6 separate regions of the Mus musculus genome follow, and all the other regions are linked to region 6. A link is a loop called in an ENCODE intact Hi-C map of the cell type or tissue named here. Cell type or tissue: heart. All regions are shown on one strand. Region 1 overlaps 2610307P16Rik (RIKEN cDNA 2610307P16 gene). Region 2 overlaps 2610307P16Rik (RIKEN cDNA 2610307P16 gene). Region 3 overlaps Cdkal1 (CDK5 regulatory subunit associated protein 1-like 1). Region 4 has its middle 12 kb from the start of Gm46406. Region 5 overlaps Cdkal1 (CDK5 regulatory subunit associated protein 1-like 1). Region 6 holds the start of Gm40841 (a long non-coding RNA gene).

Region 1 (4,000 bases), 82 kb before region 6:
GAGCTTGGATAATAACACTCAGTCCTGTCTGCTGGAATAAATAAAGAACAGCTGGTCTCTTCTACAAATACCGTTGGCATGAATTTTTTATTTAAGTCTCTCAGTGTATCTAGTAAACAGCCATATCTAACATGAAGCAAAGGCTCCCAAGTCTCCTTCCAATAAATTCCCTTCACTCCTCTCCATTGATGAGTTCAGGGTGTAGGGCAGGGTTAATGACCAGAGAAGGAATGTTGGGAAAAGTAGTTGGGAGCTAGAGAAAGTAGGCTCTTCTTCTGCCTCCTCTCCCATTTAAACCTCAGCTTCTCTCTAAAAGATAACACATTTTTTTTCAGACTATTTCTTGGGAAAAGGAGACTCAGAAAGGCACCTTTTGGCCATTCTCCATGTACTAGGTAGAGAGAGATTTATTCATATTAACATGATTCTCTGGACCCAGACTGCTTACTGGGAGAAAATTTCTATTCACTGTAATGGGTAGACAGTGGCAGGAAAGTCTCTTAGTCCCTTTTGAACGGCAAGTAATGACATTTGTCTTCATGTCCTAACAAGCTTAGTAGAGACTGAACACCCTTCATTTTGTTGTAGAAAACAAGAGATGTGTCCAAAGAACATAGCTAATGTTATTCTCCTCCTCCTCCTCCTTCTTTTTCTTCTTTTTGAGATAGGGCCTTGCTATATACTTAGGCTAGCTGGCAATTCAATCCTCCTGCTTCAGCACCTGCTCCCCATCACCCCAAGTCCTTTGGAACTGTAGCTCTGTATCACTAACCTTGGCAGTTAACATTCTTTTAAATAGCAGAATGAGATGTTCTGTACCTGCTCAGTTAACTCGGAGTGTTAAGTAATAAAGACAATCACTGAGCAGGCTGTAAGCCTGTATAGCAGACGTAGGTTCATAGTGTGTGTGTGTGTGTGTGTAAGTGTAAGACAGGATCTTAATGTCTAATCTCAGCTGTCAACGTGTGATTTAGACCCACTGTGGAAATCAATTCATGTCTACAAGGCTCCTTCGTAAAAAGTTGAACAGAGCTTAGAAGACCCACCCGAATGTGGCTGCAACATCCCATGGGTTGAGGAAACAGGAGAAAATGAGCTGAGCATGCCATGGTGGGTGCCATGTGACCAGTTGCCTCAAGCTTCTACCACCATGCCATCCCTGCCACCACGGACTGTATGCTCAAACTATGAATGTAGATAAACCCTTCTTTCTATACAGGGATGGTTTCGTATGTTTTGTCATGGCAATGAGTAAATTGATTAGCACAGGGCCCATAGCTAGGAGTGACGGCTCACATTCATAATTCAAGCCATTGTACATCCCTGGGGCCACTGAGGATGTGCACAGACGTATTGAGAGCCCTCATCGGAGATGCTTAATGGCGTTTTTCCATGGAGGGCAACATGGCTGTGAGTGGCCTCAGATGGTGAGGTCCTAGCTAGCCCTTCTCAGCTGACACTGTTAGTGTTCCCCTTCCTTACTCCTCCCTTTCACACTACATCAGTGGGAACACATGGTGGGTGGCCAGATTGGTGAACAGTGTGCTGTGGAAAGACCTCCTGTCTTTGAGTCCAAGAAGCGGGAAGTGAGCTCAGTTATTCTGTCCCAAGGTTCACGTAACCATTATCCAGCCTGTTCTAAGAGTGACCATTTCTATCTCTGGAGAGATGTAGTCTGGGAGGCCTGGAGCCCCGTGAGATGAAGCAGAGATGTGTCCATTTATGATGGTGGACATAGTAGGGAGTCTGTACACAGATCGAGAATGAAATGATTAAGGGTACGGTATATTCACATAGTGCACACACATGTGAAGTTTGTCCCAAATAACCATCTGATAGACTTTAATACCAAACTACTGATTGAGTGCCAACAAGAGTATCTTGAGAGCACACAATGCTTAATTTATATTTAGGGAATTTCCGTTGCTTGTCACAGGGCTTGTAAAATTTAAACAGAAAAGAAGAGCAGGCTCTGAGAAGGTGGGTGGGGAGTGTAGAGACCTGGGCTGTGGCTGCCAGTATTCCTTTAATGTAAAGCCACCTGAAGCCTTTTTGTTTAATAGTAAAGTAATTCCCACATGGTTTCCGCTCTTTCAAAGTCAGGCCTCAAAAGCGCTGTCTGCTGTAGCCTTGGCCTCTGCTTGCCTCTTTGTCAGCTGATGCTTCCTGTCTGCTTGCTGATAGGAAGTGTAACCAAAACACACTGCTGCAGGGGAGTTCCCAGGCTGGGATGCCTCCTCCCAACCTAGAAGAGAGGGCTACCTCCCTCCCTCAGGGGCCACCTCCCTCCCCCAGGGGCACATGTTTCTCTGGGAGAGACTGTCCCAGTGCAGAGCCCACTCTGAAAGTGATCACATGCTTTCTTTACTGTGAGCACATTCTAGGCGCTTCCCAGCTTAGTTAGTTTTCCCCCCATCTAAAGCCTCAATTGCAGTAAACTTTATCCCTCTGAGGAAAATACTTTTTTTGTTGTTTTTGTTTTTTGTTTTTGTTTTCCTTTGAAAGTTTGAGAAGTGCTCAAAGATCCTTAGAAGGGCAAATGCTTAGTAAATAGTAAAACTTGTGTGGATTTCTCTGATCATTTGTACTTTCCTTACACAAATTCTACCTGTGACCCCGTCTGTCCCTCACCCTTTAGAGTTTATTCTTCCCTGTGTTGATGGAGTTCACGATAAACCCAGGAAATCAGTTAACAAATATAGTCCGACTGTGCACTGCTTGCTTTCCCTCCAGAATGGTGTGCCATGAGTTTGTATTAAGTGTTTGTGCCATGTCCTACTGTTAATGTCGTTAAAATACCGTGAGGTGATGAAGTCACCTAGGTGGTCAGAGGACTAGGATCTTGGCTCTCCTCCATTGCTTGTCTAAGTTTTAGAGCTATTTGTCCATTTTCAAAATGAGATCGGTGGTGCTCATCTTTCTATTTGAGTTTTAGTTTTTTGTTTTGTTTTTTAAATATTTTTCTTCCCACTCAAGTCACTTAAATCTTGGGAAGTCTTTCAGAGGTACAATAGGGCATACACAGAGAAGATCATTTTGCCCTGACCAGTAAAGATGCTTTCGAAGCACTGCAGTCAGTCACTGGCTTTTAGAGTGGACCAGATGAGTTTGAGAGCTGTGAACTTTGTAGCACTCCCACAAGGTCCCTTGGTACTGTCATTAAGTAGCCTAGTTTCCTCGTAATGTCAAATGAGAAAGAACATGTTGAGAACAGAGCCAACCTCAAGAAGAACCTGTGGCCAAAGGGTTTTCATGAGCCTCAGAAATCACTTATGGGAAACCCTATCAGGAGGAAATTATCTTATCTGCTTGAAAATTAAATGACAGATTTTGTCTCTTATATAATCTGTCCCCAAGAGGTGTTTCCTGTGTATTTCTAGAAGTTCCTTGTCTAAGATGCTAATTCAGAGCCTAGGACTTTTCTTGATTTTTAATTGTCAGTTACTTACACCATGGCTTTGAGTCAAATGGAAACAGAAGAACCAGCCATGATCCCAGCACTAACCTATAGAAATGTCTATGTGGTTTCAAATCTGCAACACCAAATTTGAATGCTCATATCACTTGTTGAAGTTATAATTGTCGTGGGTGTGAGTGAGCGAGTGCATGTCCTGGGTGTGTATGTATGGGTAGGTGGATGGGTGGAACATTTGTGCATGAATGCACGTGGAGTTCACAGCACAGCTTTGTGAAACTAGTTCTCTCCTTTGACCATTCTGTGGGTTTCGGTTCCAGGGGATCGAACTCAGGTCATGAAGCTTTTTGTCAGGATATCTTAATCACAACACCGGGAATGAAATGAAATAATGTTCTGTGTCATTTATGAGTGAAAGATAGCTGTTCCTCCTTTGAGGTTGTCCTGTTTAATTACTACTGTGCTTCTCTTGATAACTCATGGACATGCTATACATAGCATTGCAAAAGGCACTGTTTCCTCCTTCTCTTCTCCCTCTCTTGATTTTTTCCCCAACTTTTGATAATTCAAGACTATATGGATATA
Region 2 (4,000 bases), 88 kb before region 6:
TTTTTTCTTACATTTATTCATTTGTGCATTTGTTTTATGTGAATGTGGGCATATACATACTTGGAGTACTTCTTTGGATTCCAGAGGGCAAGTTGTGGGTGTTGGTTTTCTCCTCCTACCGTGTGGGGTTCCAGGTATGGAACTCAGGTTGTCAGGCTCGGTCACAAGTACCTCAACCCACTGGTCAGTCTTTTCAGCTTTGCCCTGTTTTCCTGAATCCAGCACACCCTGTGTGTATGCATTTGTTTACATGTAGGTATTAGGAACCATTTGGGAGTCTATGTAAACCTGAAAGTTGCTATTGCAAGATTATTTAATGTTATTTTCTCTATATATTCCTAGCAATGTAATAGTAGCCATTTAGTAACGGTACTAAATACAGAAACGTGCCAACATGAGATTAATCTATTATCAGTATATTCTTTACGTGTTACCTAGGAATATTCATCAAGGTTTGAGAAAGAGCCTCTTTTTCTTCCTTCCTCCCCTCCTTTCCTCTTTGCTTTCTTCTTGTTTCTTGATATAACTTTTTAACAGACAGTGTCATTAGCTGTTGATTGATAAATTTAGCAGACTTTTGTCTACGTGTTGATGCTGGGTACTACCAAGGGCCCATCAAATGTGCTCTTCCTGTGCAAATTGTTGAATCAATTCACCATCAGTGTGGTTTTATCGCACAGGGCTAACAATATTGATAGGAAAACAATCTGGGCCCATGAGAAGGAAGGTTTAACAGCACCATTTTGTTTTATCTTTTCTCGGGAGTGTTTTATGCACTCTGCCTTGTCTCCCATTGTTAACTTTTCCTGTAGTGTTGGTAGTTGACAACTCCAGTTGTCTGGTCTGGAAACCTGAAAGCAAATATGGAAGCCATTGGGGTAGACCTGACACTGTTAATGAAAACTTTAAAGAATACTTAAAAGTTGATCCACAAGAGCTTTCAAAAGTTGACCTTGCCTTATTTTGTGGGCTTTGTGCTATGAAACTCAATCTCAGTTTAATGTTCAGCAGGTGTTCTAAGGAGAGTCCCTACAAGAACTGAAGACTACAGTATGATGAATACAGTGTCCACCCATCTGGGAGGGCGAGACTAGACATCAATAGGACTCTGGGGTTCTGATTGTTTCATGGTATGACAGGAAAGGTTCAGGCTGATGTAGGGATGGCTGTGCAGTAATGACATGTTTCTGATGTCCAGACTTTTTTTTTTTTTCTTAAATGATCTTGGAAATGAAACATCGTAATGCCTTCTCAACCTAATAGCCTCATGTGCTGCATGAGATTGAAAGTTTAAAATTCTAGTCTGACTCACCCATGTTTCCAAAATGAAGACATGTTTCATGAGTGCAGTTATAAAAATAGCAAAAATTCTTGAAAAGAAGCATTTGGTCTGGGTCAGCCTGAGTTTGCCAAATTCTCTCCCCCTCTCTCTATTTCCATCCTCCAGTGAATCCAGAGAGTGAGCCCGTCGTCCCCAACTCCTGCAGCCTGGCTGTGATTTCATGGGAAAATTAGTCTTCACTGTGGCCTTTTCCTGTCCTCCTCTCCTGTTAAGGCAGATATGGTGCCATTAAGTAATTGCCTTGGGACAATCTGAAATATAAACAGGGAGAAAAAGACTCTGTGCTGTTCCTGAGGCAGGAGTGGTAAAAACACTAATTCAAGCAACCACTTGCCCTTCAAATCTAAAAAAGAAAGCTTGGGAGTAGAGCGGGCTGTAGAACAATGTGTCTTCGGGCAGACTAATCTAATCACACACAGAAGCAGCCTGCTTTCTAGCTTGCTGGACCACCTCCACCCTATAGTCTCTCGTGGAACAATGGATAAAGTACAGTATTTAGAGCGATTTGTTGAATCTTACTGTCTGATTTTGGCAAGTGCCAAGGAAACACAGAATATATCTTGGATGTCTTGAGCCTTCCTGGGAGGAGGCTGGAGTTTCCCCAGAGAGGCCACTTCCCACGGTGGGAAACTGGCTCAGTAGATAGCTCTGTAGGAATGTATACTTTAGAGTGCACTTAGCATGCTTCAGGATTCTGCAGCCACCATAACAGGTCTTAGACAGTTCAGGATCTCCAGAGGTCCAGTTTCTAATTTCTCTTATGTCAGTGTCCGTCATTGCCTCCTGAAGGGCTGCAAATTTACAATCCACTTTTCCTGTTACATTGTGGTCCAAGTTCCCTAGCACTAAAATATCCAGTTTGTGTATCAGAAGAGAGCTTGTGTGTGTGTGTGTGTGTGTGTGTGTGTGTAGATGAGAGAGGGCTGTCCATGAACCCCCTATGTAACTGAGTATGACCTCAAATTGCTCATCTTTTTGCCTTCTCCATCTGAAGACTGTGAATACACATATGTCCCACCCTTCTCAATTCATTCGGTGCTGGGGGATTTAACCTGGACATCACTGCATGCTGGGTAATCACTGTACCAGCTGAGCTTCATCTCCAGACAGACTTCTGTCGTATTTGTAATTATCATGTGAGGTCATTAGTAAACCCACAACCCACTGAAATTTTCTCATGCCCCTTCCCCCCTCCCTTTATTTTGGTCCTTCAAAAATCACTTCCGAAAGCATTTAATCTTTCTGTAGTTCAGATCTGCCAATGCTTTTCTTCATAGTGTGCAATAATTGTAACAATAGTACATTTCGTTTTGAAATCTCCATGCATGTTTATCATGCTTTCAAACACCTCATACTTATGTTCCTTTTCTGTCCACCCTCTTCCTCCCGGTAACCCCTTTCCTTTCCCTCAGTGGCCCCCTTCTACTTTCAAGTCTGATTTTTAAGCTTAGATACGACACATGACGGCGGGGGGGGGGGGGGGGCGGACATGTAGTAGCTGTTTTTGTGAATTGGGCTTATTTCACCTAATATAAAAATCTCCAATCCCACTCGTTTTCCTACAAATAACAAATATTCATTCTAATTTTTCTGTATAAATAAAACTCAATTCTATATAGATACATTTTTATTATGTATTCATTTGTTGGCAGAATCTAGGCTGTTTAAATAACTTGGTTCTACGACTATAGTTTCAGAAAACATCCATGTGCACTGTATGTGTCTCTGTCTTGTGTCCATGTAGAGTCCTTGAGTTATATACCTAGAAGATGTATTACTGTGGCGCGTAATAATTCTGTTTTTACTTTAGTTTCTTTAAGGTCTTCCATACTGATTTCTATTGTAGTCAGACGAATTCCCATTCTCATCAACAGTATTTAAGGGTCTTCTCCAGTCACCTCCTATGTCCTTTCTATGTTTTCTTGATAGTGGCATCTATATTGAAAATAAAGATAAAACATTTAGAGAGTCATGTTATAACCCTGTACTTAAAAACATGGCTAAAATAACTATCATTATTGGGAGAGCAAAACAGGTCAATTCCTTTCAGCTTTATGCATCTGACATACAATAGTTTTTATTAAAACAGAGTCAAAAATCTTAGCAGGGTGTTACCTCACATCTTGTTGCATGGTTCTTTAATGTGAATCAAGTTCTACATCTGGCTTATGTAGTTAAGAAATTAGTTATCCATGATGTTGCATGGCTTTAATCCCAGCACTCAGTATGCAGAGGCAGGGTCAGGCAGGTCCTTGAGCTTAAGGACAATGTGGTCTACAAAGAATACTCTAGGACTGCCAGGGCGACACAGTGAAGTCCTACCTCGGAAAACAAAATGGAAGTTATTTAATCTGTTTTTGCCGTATCTATAGGATGTTGGTGGAAACATGAAGCTCAGAGGGATTTCTAGACTATGTTTGTACTGATTGGCAGGAGAGTGACAGTAGTCACAGTGTGCAGCTGTCTGGCACTCAGCAGGGTTTCCTTCCTATGAATGCTTTCGAGACTCATGGACCAACAGTAACTTGCTCCTGTTAGCTAAGATCTACATTTTATTTTGATTTTTCTACTTTCGTTAGTTTTCAGGATGTGTTCCTGAGTCTCGTGAGTAGCACATGGCAGTTGTTGTCACCTTGGGCTGAGCCGTGAAGATTCTCA
Region 3 (4,000 bases), 1.2 Mb before region 6:
ATAGCAGAGTGCTAGAGAGGTTGAAGAACAGATCATTTGATGTGGCTACTCGAAGCCCATGGCTTACGTTTACAGAACAATTACAAAACTTGTCCTCAAACTGTAGAATACATAAAAAAACCCAAAAAACCTTGGATGCCTGTTACATATTTAAGAAATTGATTTTTTGTTTGTTCTTTAAATCACAGGTCCCTAGCTTTAAAGAAAAATAAGAAAACTAAGTAATCTGTCTGTCTTTCTGTCTGTCTATCTGAGAGTTACTCTATTATAACGCCAAGCACTGTTCTGTTTGGTAACATTCATAATGGCCATCTCATAGGCACCCTATCAGATATGTACTGTAATTTACATGCTTTGCAAATGAGAAGCTGAATCAAAAACAGGTTCAATAACCTCAAATACACACAGCCAAGCAGTGGTAGACCAGAGCCCAGGATCTTAATTATCCTTTCTCCCAGTGACTGCAGAGTTAGTAGATCATGGCACAAGGGTTCTTTTGACCCCCGACATCCACCAGGGCCAGCATCCTAGTTGCTTCTGTGGATGTCTTTAAGGCATTCCTTTGTATAGTGTTGTGATTTTTCAACACTGTCTTCACTTCATTTATTTTTCTATATTCTTTGAATCTGAAGCTATGTTCATGGCCAGGCCTTTGTTGGTGTCTGGGAGGCCATGGTGAGGAATCCATGTGGTAGGAGGATTGTAGGGGTGGAGGTTGCTAAAGGGAGGCAGGGAAAGCAAAGAAGCCCAGTTTCTGTAAGTGATGAGGAATAGTATTGGCAGGTCCAGATTCTGTGTTGAAGGGGTCTGGGGTTGGCGGACTTGGATGAAAGGTCATGCTTTAGTGTTATGTATAATTGTATCTAGACTGGATTGAAGGGTGCTGGGCTTGGAGTAGAGGTTAATTACTGAGGCTAGAGGGAGTTTCCAGGTACATAACTAAAGCCCCTATAAACTAGCTTTGGGTGTCCCCAAGTAGTTAAAGATTTGGAATGACATACTAGGAAACAAAATTATATAGAGGAAAGGTATTTTCATTTTAATTTTGTTCTAGAGTGAGCTGCTTTGTTTCTTGATGAAACAGAACAAGGAAGTAGAAAGCAAGATTTGAATTATTGGAGAGCAACCTCTTAGTTGATGGGAGAATGATTTCAGAGGTGATGGAACACTCTGATAAGCTTAGCCAAGCTAGGGTCCAGGAACATGACCTATCTTGGTATGACAGGGAAAAGAGCTGAAGTGGCGGCAGAGATGGGGGTGGGGTGGGTGGTGGTTCGTGTAAAATATACCCTGAGAAATTGGGATGACAGTCTAAGACTTTGAAAATCAATGCTCCCTAGCTCTCTCAGTAAGTGGGAGATTCATGGAGAACCTTTCTGACCTCTTAATACTCTCTCTCTCTCTCTCTCTCTCTCTCTCTCTCTCTCTCTCTCTCTCTCTCTCTCGTGTGTGTGTGTGAGAGAGAGAGAGAGAGAGCGACACACACATTTGATTTAATAAAATTAAGTTCAAAAATTTCAGGAAAACTTTGAACCTGACCTAGTGTTTGACTTCCACATCTCAGTTTCACTGTTCCTAGGCAGTGGGGAGGGGTTAGGATCACCGAGTCCAGGAGAGGGCAGCAGCGCCGCATCAGCCTTTGAGTGTTGGCCACTCTTTCTCTGTGTACTTGGCTATTCAAAATTAAGCAAGTGATTTGGTATTTTGGTCGCCATTGCCTTAAGTGATGAAAAAGGGGAGGGGTCTCTAGAGATATTTAATAATCTTACAATTTATTAAACTCTTAGTCTCCCCGGAATGGCAGGGCTAGAGAACACAAAGGCAGCAACATGCCTTGTGAGAAAGGGTTCTGTTGCAAACGTTTAGGCCTAATTTTGTTCCAACTTTGCTTGTAATAAGACATTCAGAAAAGGCTCACCAGCTAAATAGCTTATAAAATACAAACTGTGGGAATAGAGGCCTAATTGGGCTTGTTGAAAGAATTTTTAACATATAAACATTAATTTTTTTATTGAGCATTGACCAAATTGAAAAAAGGCTAAACTTACTTGTTAAAATAATCTGACATCTTCACTGCAGATCCAAAATTTCTGAAAATGTAAATAAATTAAATGTAGGCTGTGTTCTACCATCTGTAATGAATTAGCATTCCGTTTTACCAGCTGCTGCTGCGGCTTGGGGCCGACTCGGGATCAGAACACACCGGTGGGCTGCTGCTAAATTTAAGAACCTGGGGTTTAAAACTGGCAGAGCTAGACTGGCGATTGGAAAAGTCTCTGCCATTATGAGTAGCAGATCTTTCCACTTGGGACAGGAAATATGTGTCTACTTTTTGTACAGATGTTGTCAGACAAATGAGGAGGCCAAGTCTCTGTTTCTTACTACCAACATGGCAGGCAGATGGCTCTGGGGGCCACTGCTACCTGAGGGTAGAGTTGCCCTGGAAGGGAAAAGCAAACAGAAAGCTGTAGCAGTCGTTTCTTAGACTAAAAAAAAATGTTTTATGTGTGTGCCCATGTACGGCATGTGTGCCTGTTGTCCTCCAAGGTCACAAGAAGTCATTGGATCCCCTGAAACTGCAGTCATGGTTGTGGGAATGGAACCTCAGTCTTCTGCAACTGCACTTAGCACCTAACTGCTGAGTTGTCCAGCCCAGACTTTTGTTTTTGTAATATATACATATTTATTTAACGTGTGTGGTGTACGTGGGTGTGTATGGGGTTTGTGAGTGTGTGGATTCTATGTGATTTGTGGGGTTTGAGGGTTGTGGACATATATGGTGGGTAGGGACAGGGTAGGGTGTGTATGCTTGTGAGGGTGTGAGGTGTTGGGGGCTTTGGGGGAGGATGTGGGGTGTGTGCTGGCACAGGCACACTCATGTGGAGGTCAGAGGGCATCTTGTCTTTCTCCCATGATATGGTCCTAGAAATGGAACTTGGGCTGTAAGGTCAGGCAGTATTCCCCCATATCCATTGAGCTGTCTTGAAGGCCTGTAATAGAAACAATCTCTTATATAAAAAAATGGTCTAGCAAAAAATGGAAATGTTTATAGATTGGTGAGAGATCTCATGCTTCTAATTAAGCTTAGTGATATTGTTTCATTTTCTAGTTTTTATTTTTAGCATGTAGGAAATAGGTCTCTAAAAAGAAGAAAAGTCCATTTGTGCGTCTCACTGGGGAGCTAAGGCCAATGCGAAGCAGTCTTCCTGCCTTGACATTCTGGGTGCTGGCATTACAGGTGTGTGCCACATATACCCGGCTAAGTCTGTACATTTTACAGTCAGGTAGGTCTGCTTTGAATTTGAATTATGTTGCTTCCTGGATTCATGCTCTTGTAAAATCCCTTCCATTTTCTGAGCTTCAGTTTCCTCATCTGTGTAGAATGTCAGTAATAACATTTTCCCTTTGAAGTTGTTCCATCAGCTGGAACTGTCCCTGGAGGCTGAAAGTGCATTACAGGAAAAGAGTGGGTGTGGCCTGTGAGTGACACACCTCTGTCATTGTGCTGCTCTAGGGGATGGAGCAGAACTTCACAGTGATATATGATATCTGATGCTTCAAACACTGGATATGAGGGTTTAGTATTGTGCACATCACCCTGGACATGTCTGGTCTCATGTTTGTGGAAATGTGCCTGAATTGTAGTATTCCTGCCTTTAGTTTGCTTTTGCTGTTTCTTTGTTGGCCTAGATTTAATGAAAGCACAAAATCTGACTGGAAGTTATTTTCTAGTGTCAGAATTCATACATGGTAATATCTGAAATGCCCATGTTACTGTGGTCTCATAAGCAGTATTTGTTCCCATTCTAAAAGTTTCACTGGGACCCGTGTGATAGCTAATTTCAGTAGTCAGCTTGACACACCTGAGAAGATAGAACCTCAGTTGAGGGATTGCTACCATCAATTGGCCCATGGATATGTTTGTGGGGTCTTTTTCTTATAGCGAATTTATGTAAGAGGACTGAGCTCATGTGAATGATGTCAAGCCCATTGTTGGTGG
Region 4 (4,000 bases), 510 kb before region 6:
ATATATCTGCCTTTATTTAAAGGTTTTGCTCATCATTTTTTTTAATATAATAATCTTGAGAGTTAAAAAAAATTACTACATGGGAGCTAAAGATGTAGCTCAGTTGGAGAGCGCTTACACAGAGCCCTGGGTTATAGATCCACGCTACTGCATATGGTAAGGCGTGTCTGTAATCCATAGCACTCAGGAGGGGAAGGCAGGAGGACTAGGAAATCATGATCATCCTGAGCTACGTATGAAGGCAGGCTGGGATGTGTGAGGTCCTGTCTCAAGACAAAATAAAATTGCAAGAGGTTAGTGGTATGTGCCTACAATTCCAGTACGTGGGAGGCTGAGGCAGAAGTATTGCAAGCTAGAAGCCAAGCTAGAGCTACATAAGGAAGCTGCCACCACCCCCACCCCCCAAATTCCATGGGGATGTGGTTATAGCTCAGTGACAGCTTAGCCTGTCTTTAGACTCATGAGTTTAATTCTCCACAGAGCTGGACAGGCCGATTTGCCTACCAGTACACCCAGCACTCAGGAGCCTAAAGCAGGAAGTTTGCCCTAAGTTTGAGGGCTGCATAGGAGTTCTGGGCCAGCCAAGGGTACCTATCAAGATCCTCCCTCAAAAAGTCAAACAAACACAGGCATACACAGACGCACATGCACCTAAGTAGCCTGCCAGGCAGAACAATTGTTTTTTTGTTGTTAGTGTATACAAGGTTTATCTGGGCTTCCAGTAGAGCATGGACATGCTCTGTCTCCACACCTGGAAATTCAGATTTACCACGCTGAGGTGAAATTCAGACCCCTGCATGGCCTTAGTTAAGCACACATGTTTCTAATGCAGGCAAAAACATGTCAGAAATTCATTATCAATGTGTTTGCAAGCCCTTGCTTCAGAGGAGGCTTGTGTTGTGGGTGATACCCACTCCCATTAGGGGCGGAGGAGATTCTGGGGAAATGGCAGATGCCTAGGTTTAGCCACCAAAAGACAGAATTAATGCAATTACTCTCTGTGCTAGTCCAGAGAGAAGGAGAGGGGTATGGGGAAAGCGGGAGTGGGAGGGAGGGAGGGAGAGAGAGAGAGAGAGAGAGAGAGAGAGAGAGAGAGAGGTGCTTCATTTCCAGTCGGCCGCAGAATTTACTTATAATTGTGCAGTGTTTAAAGCAGCACATTTGAACACTCGATGTTTTTACAGACGGCTCACAAATTCAAGGAGTTATTATTACAGATATATTCAGTGTTTTTACAGACATTTAATGTCCCTTGGAACATTACATTCCTTTACAAATCCCCCTTCTGTCAAATTCTCTAATTTAATAGGATTATCCCCTAATGGAATGCTTTAACAATATTTCTCAAGTTAAGGTCTGAGAACCATCTATTTATTATGCAATCCACAAACCATATGCCGACCTTTCGTGAAAATGTTATCTGAAGCTGTCCAGGATGTTCATGTAGAGCTTCAGGCTCGTGTGCACAGTTGCAGGATTATCTTCACCAAGATGGGAGCGACTCAATAGCAGAAGCTCGCTTTCAGAGTTCACGTCGGCGGGTTCTGGGCATTATATGGATTCACTACTTTACTTGACTCTAGCCAGATCATGTGCAAATGTATCCAAGGTCACGGAAGCCAGTGAGCAACAGGAGAATGTGACCTCCTTCATGAATACAAACCAGGGGCAGCATGGAAACATGGCGTTGTGCCCGGTGGTAACTGGCACTCAGTGAACTACTGAGAGCTTAAAGCGTCTCTTCAGATAACTTCCCAGCCAGGTTTGCCAGTGCTTTCCCTGGGGACAGAGGGTCAGGCAACCTTCCAGCTGAGTCCTCTAAGTTCTTGAGAAGGGATGTTGAAGACCACAAGCTTCATCATTCAGCAATGAGCCTCTTGCTGACATTAAGGCTCAGCTGGCAAAGTACTTGTCTACCACGCACAAAGCCTTAGGTTCAATCCCAGTGCCATGTAAAGTCTATGCAGGGCTGTGCACAGCTGTCGTCTCAGCATTCCAGTGGTAGAATCAAGAGTACCAAGTTCAAGATCACCCTTGGATACTCAGTGAGTTCAAGGCCAACTTGGATATAGGAAATAATGTCTCAAAATAAATAAACTAGCAAATTACTAATCAGAATAGATGAGGTGGCTCCATGCATATAAAGGGACTTGCTCCCAAGCCAAATGACTTGTGTTGGATCCTTGGAACCACGTGGCAGAGGAAGAGACGTGACACTCCAAAGTTGTCTTCTGATTTCTACATGTGGACTGTGGCATGTGTGTAGAACCTCCCCCCCCCCCTCAACCCCAGGCACAAGCATACTCACACAAATAAATAAATAAGATATGATAACTTAAAAAAAAAACACCAAAAAAAAAACCCCAAAAAACAACTACACAATCCATATGTGTCTCACAACCCCCACGTCTTTCTAAAGTCGCAAAATCTTCTTGGAAGTTGGTCATGCTTAGATCTATTCGTCCTCTATTCTGTGGATCACTTTTGTGGGTATAAAGGCCCCAGCATCCCTACCTAATGTTTGTGGAACTCAACTTTCGAAAGTGGTTTTGGCTGGCACAGGATGACTCTGATCCTCTTGCTTCAGCAGTGCACAATCATTGGTCCAGCTCAGCTCCATTTCATTGACACACTAGCAGGGAGAAAGGTTCACCTTGTGTTTGGGGTCCTCTTATCTATGTAAAAGATGACAGCTGGTTGGGCAGCTGGTTAGGCCAGTCCTGTGCACAAGGAGAGAAGGGGAAAGAACCGTGCGGATCCTTTAAAGTTAGGGAACAGAAAAGAATGTTGTCCTTGCTTTCTTGTCCCCTGATGTAGAGAGAGGTCTTCATCTTTGACCCCTCTCTATCAGCTTTGTTTCTCAGTAGTTGGATGTCTTTATCCCACCCACCACCTCCACCACCACCACCACCACCCCTACCACCACCCCCACCACCACCACACCCCCCCACCACACCCCCCCCTCCTTTTTTTTTTTTAATTGGCTTGTAGAGAGGAGGGAGGTGGAGGAGGAGTTGAGGGCTCAAAAAGAGAGTCCTGCAATTAGCAGGAAGGTGATGGTGCAGTTTTTACTTTATGTTTGTAAGTTGAGTAAAGTTAAGATGCAAATTGTGATTTTCCTCATACACATCACACACACACACACACACAGACACACAGACACACACACACACACACACACACACACACACCTCAGTCCCTCCCCCTCCTACTGTTCCTGTTCCTTCGGGTGTTTTGGCCCAGTTGGAAGCTGATATTTAAAAGACATTTGATCTGCCTAATGGAAGCGGAAGAAAACAGGGATGACATCAAGGGGATTTCTGAGAAAGAAATTCTGAAACACAAGGGACAAAAGAATGAGTCACCAAGGCAGTCATGAGAACCGGCCTGCTCAGGCCTCAAACAGCTTGTTGTTGTTGTTGTTTTGGTTTTGTTGTTGTTGTTCTTGTTTGTTAGGAGAGATTGACAGTGTCCTGTTCTGGAGCATTTGGGGGTGGGGTCAATGGGGAACCTCTGGCCAGTCTTTCCTCCTGAGAATGCACCTGGGGGTGGGAATGATATTCAGGGATAAGTTCTGAAATGCACCTTTGGAAATATAGGTGGTTGGTACTGGAGGAACTACAAAGGTAAAATCCTGTGACAGAGGCTAGTCTGTGTCCTTCTCACCCCTGTGACAGAAAGGGGCAAGTTCTTTTTCTCAGACTCTGGCCTTCCAGGAGTGTCTGAGTAGCCAAGAGATGACCTAGGGCAAGTCTGGGGTGTGTAAGCAGGGAGGGAGGCAGGGTGTGTGTGACTGGGCAATTTTCCTGCTGGACAATGGGGGAGAGGCCATTGATGAGCAGCCAATTCCTGTTTCCTTCCTGTTTTGTGGGCGGAGGGTATGGGATCAGGAGCAGCTGGGGTCAAGAGGGAAAGGCCACCAAGAGGCTGACCATAGCCTGACATCCTAAGCAAGGAGACAGGTTGAGAGGAACAATATCCACGGACTGGTCCAACTCTT
Region 5 (4,000 bases), 1.2 Mb before region 6:
TTGAAAACGGGTACCTCTGAGGCGCTTGGTAAGTCCCGTCCATCTTCAGGGGGTAGTTGTGCCTGTTTCTGATTTTAGGCAATTGCATTTGTGGTGTGCTTGTATTTTGCTTCAGTTTGTGAGAACTAAGGGTCCCTAGAAAGAACAAAAATAAACCCACTTTTGTTCTGAGTTTATTTGCAAACCAGGTCAGAGGCCCTTGATTAGCTCTCAGTTGGAGGATAATTTGAACCTTGACAGATTGAACCCAAACAGCAGGGGTTTTCTAGTGTGGCCAGTAGATAGCAAAAGAGAAGAAGAGCCAGTTCCAGTCCCCAGGCCATACAACAGGACTGAAGAGATGTGCTGCGGTTAATGGGTGGTTGCTTCAAATATTTACGGAAGGTCCAAGGAAGAAAGAAAAGCTAGCATCGTAGGCAGCTGTTTGTAAGGGAAACCTATTAAAAATAAACATGCTGGATAAGGCTCCAGGGCTAATAGAGCTGTCAGATACCGAATACCCTCCAAGGACCGTTGCACAGGACAGACCTCATAAGGACCCACTTGGACATGGGAGTTGCCTTGCTCTTTGTTTTATTCAACAAATTGTTTTCTTTCATGTTTGAATTTGTTTTACTTTTTCAACTGTCCATACAGATATTTAATATTTTCTAGACTATGAAGTTTAGATACTAGGGTCAGCTCACTTACATTGTATCTATTAGGATAAAGTTGGGTAGATGGCTTGCATCTAGCCTCATACCATCTGGGCTTGTAAAGAAATGCATATTATATGGTGGTTTGTATATGACAGTAACAGCATTTCGCTGTGATGACAACATTGCTGAGAAGTTCTGTACTGACACGAAAGTGGAGCCTGAGGCAGTGAGGGTTTGGGGTCCAGGCTGAGTACTGGTGCAGGTAATCTTGTCTGAGGATGCTTTTCAGAGTCCGTAGCAGAGCATCTACCTCTTTAATGTACTACACCACTTTAGAACTTAGCTGAAATAACAACAAATTGTACTGGTACTATGTGTATGGTTGACATTCATGTATCAGTATTCTCATTTTAACCATTTCTTAATTCTTTGGGGGGAAAAAAAGAGCAATTTTAATTTCCCAAGGCTTGAATTTACATCTGAGTATCTTTGCGCAGAGGCTTATGGGGAGGATCAAGTCATAGGGATCTTGTTATTGGATCGACTGCCTGCTTTCAGGTCAGTTTCCCAACTAATGCATGGGTGTGGCCATCCTCATTCCACTTTTCTAGAGAAGAGACCCTGGCACAGACTGAGAGAGAAGCCATAATCTCAGAATCTGACTTTATAATCTGAGCCTGCCCTGTCCTCTCTGCTCATGTTCTGTCCATAGTAGCAAAGCCACTCAGGATGCTCCTGGGGTGTTTGCAGGCACATTTTCTCCATCCCTATCTAAACTCCTATGGGCAGAAGCTCTGTAATTACCTGTCAGCTGGAATAGTGTTTAATCACCCTGAATTCACGGAGATTCACTAACGTAAGAGGAGAACATGCCTGGAGAGCAGGCAGTGATGCTTATAGGCACCCCCTTGAATAACCCAGGAAGAAAACTAGCCAGTCTCTTTAATTTTCAGCCAAGTCTTGCTTATGTGTAGTAAACAAGGCTGTTTTGATTTTGCCACTTATTACTGCAATGAGGGGATTGTATTCTGACCTGCACATGCAAGCTGGTCAATGCCGGCACCGCTGATAGTTTTAAGTGAGGAGTCCCCTTCCTCCTGGGTGGAAATGGGTCTCAGCATCTCCCACAGCAGTGACTGCAATGGTGGTGAAATCTGCAAGTCTCTCTTCCTTATTTATTGGATCTGGCCTCCACTGATAACACTACATTTTTGCCCCACTCTGCAGTTATATTAGACCCTTAAACTTAGACTCTTTGTACTTCATCATTGTAATTTACACACTGGGCTGGGACATTCCCTTCAAGACAGTTTGTCTTGTGCCTCCAGCTGCTCCCCAATAGCCATTGTGCTGAATAAGCACTTAGTTCAGTATGTCCTTGATACAATTAATGCAGGCATCTGCAGAAGCGGCCTCGGCAGCAGCAGCTGCACTGCCTTATGGAAGCCAACTTCTGCTTAGCATTGTGATAAAAGAAATAGTTTGGAGCTGAAGCTAATGTTGGCTTATTTTTAGCATAAAGAGAGTTGCACCTGCCAGGGCTGGGAGAGGCCTGAGGTTTGTTGATTACAAGGTCTTGTTAGTGCCATTGTTATTGGTAAAATGGGCATGATGTCATCCTCAGGAAACCGAATTGGCACCCCGTCGAGTGACAAATAATTTACTCTCTGTGGTTTTAGCAGCATGGGCCTTGTGTTCTGAGGAGTGGAGTGCCGGAGTTTTCACAGTTGAGTGCTGGGGCACTGCAGAGGTGTGCGACAGTGAGAGGAATTGATACTCGCTGGTAATCAGCATGCATAGCAATGGCCAAGGTGTAATGAAACATAAGTGCACAGTTAGGGTACCAGGTGGGGCCCTGGGGCTTCGCATGCACTGAGACCACAGCGAGCAGCCCAGCAGCACCATGTGGCAGATCCTCGATTTCTCATTAATCCTTCTGTCCCCTAAGTCAGGGCCCCATTGACTTTAAACAGCACTTCATCTGTTCAGTGTCTCCTCTCAGCAGTGGATGGAGGTGATGTCATTCATGATCGCGGCTGTCTGCAATTTATTAAAATAAATCATCACTCTGATTTTGTTTGGGAGTGATGCTCGCCATCCTTAGTGGCAGTCACGTGACTAGTCAGTCTAAACTGCTTACCATTGCAATAGTTATTTTAACAAAGCAGAGCAGCTGCTTATTTAAATCAGCCAAATGATCTTTGGCCTTTGAAACAACTTACAAATTAAAGTATGATATACATGTAAAAGAGTTAATAGCTACTAAAATGTATTTTCTTTGCTTATTTAAAAACTGTATTGTATTTATAGAAGCTGATGCGGCTTTTGCTTTATGCATCACCAAGATTCTCTTTCTGGCATGTTTCAGAATGAGAGACCAGTGAAGGAAGTGTGCCACGAATGCCACTGGGCTGCATACTAAAGAATGGCTGAAATACTAAAAGAGACAGAGTGCCCGAGGTCTGTGGCGTGAGGAAGTATGTTTAGAGCTTGCTGAAGGACTTAACTAGTGTTAGGGCAGCACAGGGAAGGCCCGCAGAGAGCTCCCATCTGGCTGCTTTGGTTGTGATTGGAAGGCACTGCATCTGCCCTGTAGAACACAAACAGTGTTAGTAAAGACTTTCCTCATCACTGAGTTTTCTAGGCTACATACAGCATGACGACGTGCGGTATCTCAGGATACTCTAGGTTGGACTCTAGAGCCGTGACTGTATCTTAATACCATCGGCTTAGTGACTTTACCCACAGAAGTAACCCTCCTGGATTTTGTCGTGTGATACTCTGAATGCTCTGAAAATGGAAAGTGGCCTATATGAATGCCCAGCGATGTGGTGCTGAGGATGGGAGAGCTTTTCTGTTGGTGTCATAGCTGCTGTCTCTTTTCCCACTGGACTCCCACCTCTTGTCCAGACACATTTAAAATGCCCAACTGAATTTCCCACGTTTGTTTTGAATATGCCTACTAGGAGGTAAATTCACGTTGGTCTGCTCTTTTGTTTCTCTTTATTCATGTAGGCCTGGGAAGTGCTTGAGATCCTCATTGTTGCAGTAGGAGTAAATAATGTGGTGGTGGACAAAAACCACACCAGCAGCTCTTTCTCTATCTCCTGAAGTTTGTTCATTTGTGTTGAGATCCCAGTAGAAATATCCCAGGAGAATATTTCTATTCATCAGCAAGCATTTGCAAGATCCCATTGCTAGTCAAGCAGGCTGTGAGGTCTGCTTGCACATATGGTTCTAAGCAAGTACCTATTCAACAAGCAGCAGTCTTCTCATCTGAACCTTGGAGTCGCAATTCTGGATGCTGTGGTGTTCCTATGGAGCAGGTGAGTGCTGTGCCTCATGCTTACCAACCAGTTCTG
Region 6 (4,000 bases):
AGGTGCGCTTCTCTAAACTAGCTTGCTGAAACCACGTCTGTCCTTCCTTTGCACCTGCTTCCCTTTCTCTTTCATTCAAATAGTTTATCTTAAAAGTGCTTTGCTCATAGGATTGCTAAGTGATGCAATAGATCTTCAGTGCTTCCTATAGACTCTCGGCATAACGAGTGCTCATTTTCAGTGACCGGCATTGCTACTGTTGAAACTTAACCATCCACCCCAGCCTCTTGCTGGCCATTTTAGATTTCACTGCAAATTGGGACCCCGAGGCACCTTTCCAGGTATTTACGTAGAAGCTGTTTCTGTCTTGGAACTTTTCCGTAGCATTTCTTCTCTGACCCACAGCTATCAGGCAAATTTAGACCCATTTACTATTTTTATGCGGAATAAAACTCAGGAATAGTTGCACTGAAGGTGATACAAGCTTAGTGCCAACAGAAAATGAGGTGCAGGCCCGGTAGATAGGTTTCCTGAGGCCAGGGAGAACCTCCTATGCCATTGTTCTGTAGTAATTAACAAAGCAAGACTTTGTTGTTGTTACTCAATGAAGGATCTATACAAAGTAGACCAGCTTGTTTAAATAGTTACACAAGCTGAAAGTACCATTGATTGGTAACACATGAATATGAAGAAATCAGGAGCTAGCCTCGGTGATGGGCAAAGAACTGTCCTGAGCATATAGACAGTGGTTTTGTATGGTGCAGACACAGCGGTTTAGTGGCAGTGGTTTGCAATCAGACACAGATAAAAAGTCTGACTCTCATGGAATGGAGAGGAATCTGAAATTCAAGGGCCACTTGTAAAGAAAGATTGTAGGGAGAGAGGCGGAGAGGAAAACAGGGCTGCCGAGTCTTCCTGGAATGACTCTGCAGGGATTAGATTGGTAGAAAGTTGTCTTTGGAGGAAAAGAAGACCTGCAATTGCTACACCTTGAGAACATGCCCGTTGCATTCCACATACTACCCAGGTCTAGGTAGCCTTTTATACACAAATGCAGAGAAAGGCTCCTGTGTGTCACCCAGGCTCTTGCATTGTTAACCACAGTCAAATGACATAGGAAGTCATCTCTTCACCTATTCACGAAAAGTTCTCTGAATTTGATCAGCTAGGATGATCATCTGTATTTTTTTCTAAAATAGTTTACTTCTACATTTCGAGAGTGCCCAAATAGGTTATATGCTTATTTTGGGATTTGACAGAACCTGTGGACGCCAAGGTCATCACTCTCCAGTGTGTGGTCTGTACTAAACCAGCAGTAGCCACTCAGCACCTTCCACAGAGGGGTATTCTGGGAAGCAGTTGTTGGTTGTCATTTTGTTGCAAAGTAAAAATATCTAAGTGGCTTAAGGGCTTTGGCCAGTGTTAGAAAAACATCACCCCTATTTGCCAGCGTGAGGTGTCAGTGTGAGATGCCAATGTACAAACCAGAGACCTGTTAATTCAAAGAAACAAACATTTCCCTTGTTTCCAGTGATGACTTTTGGGGGGAGAATCTTACTGCTGTATATACCTTTAAATAAGAAGTCACAATTGATTTATGATGATTTTTTTTTTTAAAAAACAACAAAACCTGTCTCCTCTTTTCTCCCTACAAAGGGACAAGGTTTTCCCTCTTGGGTGAATACTGCATGCATCGCTTGCCATAGAAAGGGTGCCGTCTTGGCAAGCCTCTTATTAGTCTAAAAATAAATTATTCACAATGCAGGTTCAGATACAGATTGCAAGGAGAGATAATAGAATTGGTTTTCCAAGCCTGATCATGCTCGGAAGACATGGTATGTGCTTTTCAGGAATCCACTTCAACGGAATCAGCTTTGACGAGTACACACAAGAAATAATATTGCTGCCATCCAGCTTGTGTCTGCGGTACAGCATCCTCCGCTTGTCTTCAAGGACCCACAGTGCCTCTTCATCAGTGTGCAAAAGTCCATATTGCTCAAGCATTTCTTCTGAGATGCTGCCCTCCCATTGTTCTTTTAAGGAAATTTCTTCCTGGCAGCGTGAGAGGGGCACTGCCTCCTACCCCCCTTCTGCCTCGGCAGAACAGTTGACCACAGCAGCAGCCGACTCCGGCTCGTCATGTGCTTCCTCATGTGATGTAGGTCTGCGGCACTGTGGAGCAATCGCATTTGAGACTCGGCACTCGTGGACAGACGGGCGTTCAGGGACTGGGGAGTTTTTGGAGGGGGGTGGGGAGGCCAATAAACCAAGAAAACGTCAGAAATAAAAGTCGCATCAAGTATGCTGATCTCTGTATTTCCTATTTTTGTTTTGAAATTTGATTTTAACTATTGTTTTTTTTTTTTCTGGTTGTGTCTGTATTTTTTCCACCCCCACAGGCGCCGAGCTGCGCTGTTTTCTTTCTTTCTTTTTGATTTTTTTCTTTTTCTTTTTCTTTTCTCGAAACTCTGAAGCCAGACTGTCTTCTTCACCGCTCCCGGGCTGCACCACTGTGGGCACATCAAGCTTCGTCTGGCTCACCTGCATGGTTCCGGCTGATTCCTGCCTGAGATGGCCCATCGTACAACTAGGATCCCAGAATCTCCTGTCTGCACTCTGCGGAAGAAGGACCTATTTCAGTCTCTGGCCAGGGTCTCTCACAGCCGATGGGGTCTTGGAAGACAGGGTGAAGTTGCAGAAGACTGGGGTGGGATGCGAAGGCATGCGAAGGACTTGGAAAGGGAATTTAGGAATACTATACATCAGTGCCCACCGATGATATGCATACAGGGCGAGGGCAGCCACCGCCCCTGCCTCACGCACCTAACCCCGGCTGCTCGCTGGGATTGTCTGAGGGGGACAACCCAGGTCTGGATGTGGTGGCATTTTTTCAGAGAGTGGAACTGAAGATGGATGAAGCAGGTACTTGCTGTGTCTGCTTGGCAGGGCAGAGCTGGAGAAATGGAAGGGGAAAAGAAGAGATGCTGACTGTCGTAAGATTGTCTGCTGCCAGCTCCGCAGTCTTAATCTAAGGAAGGATGGCATAGTGGATCTGCCAGCACGTGCATGGAGGAACTGTAAATTGCAGTGTGGATGTCCCTGGTACTGTCAAGGAAGAAACTGATGGGCTGGGTGACTGTACAGTGTCCCCAGAGAAAAATAGCAGCCTTGCAGCATGGATTTAAGTGCATGTGCATGCGTGTAGAGACATGGAAGAGACTGTGTAACACATACACACACAGAGAGAGATATGAGAGAGAGAGAGAGAGAGAGAGAGAGAGAGAGAAAGAGAGAGACTCTTTGCTGGGTTGGGTTTGATTACAAGCCAGTGTTTTCAGCTCCTGCTCAAGACCTATTTCCTGGCTAGCCAGAAAGCTCGGCCAGAGCAGCTGCATATAGACTTTTCTTTTTAACGGCATAGCAAACCCCTTCAGTTTTAACTCCTTGAAGTTCTAAGTGCTCAGCGTTGGGCTAAGGCTCACTGTACGGTTTTGTTTTCTTCTCCTACAGAGCCCTGTAAACACAGCTGTATTCAGTATGGCAGAAAAATTCTGTCCCTTAAATAGAAATGCGATCAATTTAATCAAAATAAATGTATCCCAGATGACTCTGAGGCCAGCTGGATACCACAGGCTTCAGAAGCTAAGCATTCAGTGGAGATGGATACAGTGTTAGATTTACATGCTTTCAAATGCTAGGATCAGCTATGCTTAATAAAGGAAATTCTTTAAGGAAAAGGGAGGGTCCTCCTGGCACCCAGCTATAGATGGTGACCACAGGTGCTGCTGCTGATCCTGGCACTGGGGTTTGTGGCTGTCGAGCTTGCAGGGGTGTGTGGCATGAGGCAGGGCACGGCTGATGTCAGTGTGAAGAAAGCTTGCAGCCTGCTTGAGGCTGTAGGAAGGAGGAGGGTGGCCTCTCATTGCCTCTGTCGGGGCTTGGCTGGTACTAGAAGCTTGTAGATAGATAAGGGTGAGCTGGGTGAACTGAGCTCTGAGCCGGGAGCAAGCAGCTTTCCCAGTTGTCATGGGGGCTCCTCTGGGACGCCTGTCTGGCCTGT

What was found. A loop is a pair of places that touch in the nucleus more often than their neighbours do. Peaks named below come from ENCODE experiments on the same cell type or tissue, not always from the same donor. Only the 100,000 strongest peaks of a DNase experiment are listed, where the experiment ranks them.
Region 1: a loop joins it to region 6, with 2.6 times the contacts of the local background. A loop is called at or near these places in 6 of 42 quality-filtered maps.
Region 2: it touches region 6 in a loop (2.6-fold over the local background); 6 of 42 quality-filtered maps call a loop at or near these places.
Region 3: it touches region 6 in a loop (3-fold over the local background); 4 of 42 quality-filtered maps call a loop at or near these places.
Region 4: it touches region 6 in a loop (3-fold over the local background); 6 of 42 quality-filtered maps call a loop at or near these places.
Region 5: a loop joins it to region 6, with 3 times the contacts of the local background. A loop is called at or near these places in 4 of 42 quality-filtered maps.

The regions. Positions count from the first base shown.
Region 1 is chr13:28,500,527-28,504,526 of GRCm38, reverse strand. All of the region lies in intron 7 of 2610307P16Rik (RIKEN cDNA 2610307P16 gene), which reads left to right. Among named protein-coding and RNA genes, the nearest start is that of Gm40841, 81 kb to the right of the region's middle. In heart, no CTCF peak of the experiment used is centred here; a DNase peak (open chromatin) is centred at 2,176; H3K27ac peaks cover 1,516 bases.
Region 2 is chr13:28,505,835-28,509,834 of GRCm38, reverse strand. The region is part of intron 7 of 2610307P16Rik (RIKEN cDNA 2610307P16 gene); the gene reads left to right. Among named protein-coding and RNA genes, the nearest start is that of Gm40841, 86 kb to the right of the region's middle. In heart, no CTCF peak of the experiment used is centred here; no DNase peak of the experiment used is centred here; H3K27ac peaks cover 807 bases.
Region 3 is chr13:29,602,064-29,606,063 of GRCm38, reverse strand. The region is part of intron 9 of Cdkal1 (CDK5 regulatory subunit associated protein 1-like 1); the gene reads left to right. Among named protein-coding and RNA genes, the nearest start is that of Cdkal1, 250 kb to the left of the region's middle. In heart, a CTCF peak has its summit at 1,614 (motif pointing right); no DNase peak of the experiment used is centred here; H3K27ac peaks cover 1,151 bases.
Region 4 is chr13:28,931,289-28,935,288 of GRCm38, reverse strand. No RefSeq gene overlaps it. Among named protein-coding and RNA genes, the nearest start is that of Gm46406, 12 kb to the left of the region's middle. In heart, no CTCF peak of the experiment used is centred here; DNase peaks (open chromatin) are centred at 1,698 and 3,828.
Region 5 is chr13:29,608,739-29,612,738 of GRCm38, reverse strand. All of the region lies in intron 9 of Cdkal1 (CDK5 regulatory subunit associated protein 1-like 1), which reads left to right. Among named protein-coding and RNA genes, the nearest start is that of Cdkal1, 240 kb to the left of the region's middle. In heart, no CTCF peak of the experiment used is centred here; a DNase peak (open chromatin) is centred at 2,088; H3K27ac peaks cover 870 bases.
Region 6 is chr13:28,418,127-28,422,126 of GRCm38, reverse strand. Gm40841 (a long non-coding RNA gene) reads left to right here and starts at 628. Exons shown (of 3, transcript XR_003950511.1): 1 at 628-3,042. In heart, a CTCF peak has its summit at 1,862; DNase peaks (open chromatin) are centred at 2,096 and 3,876; H3K4me3 peaks cover 374 bases; H3K27ac peaks cover 3,511 bases.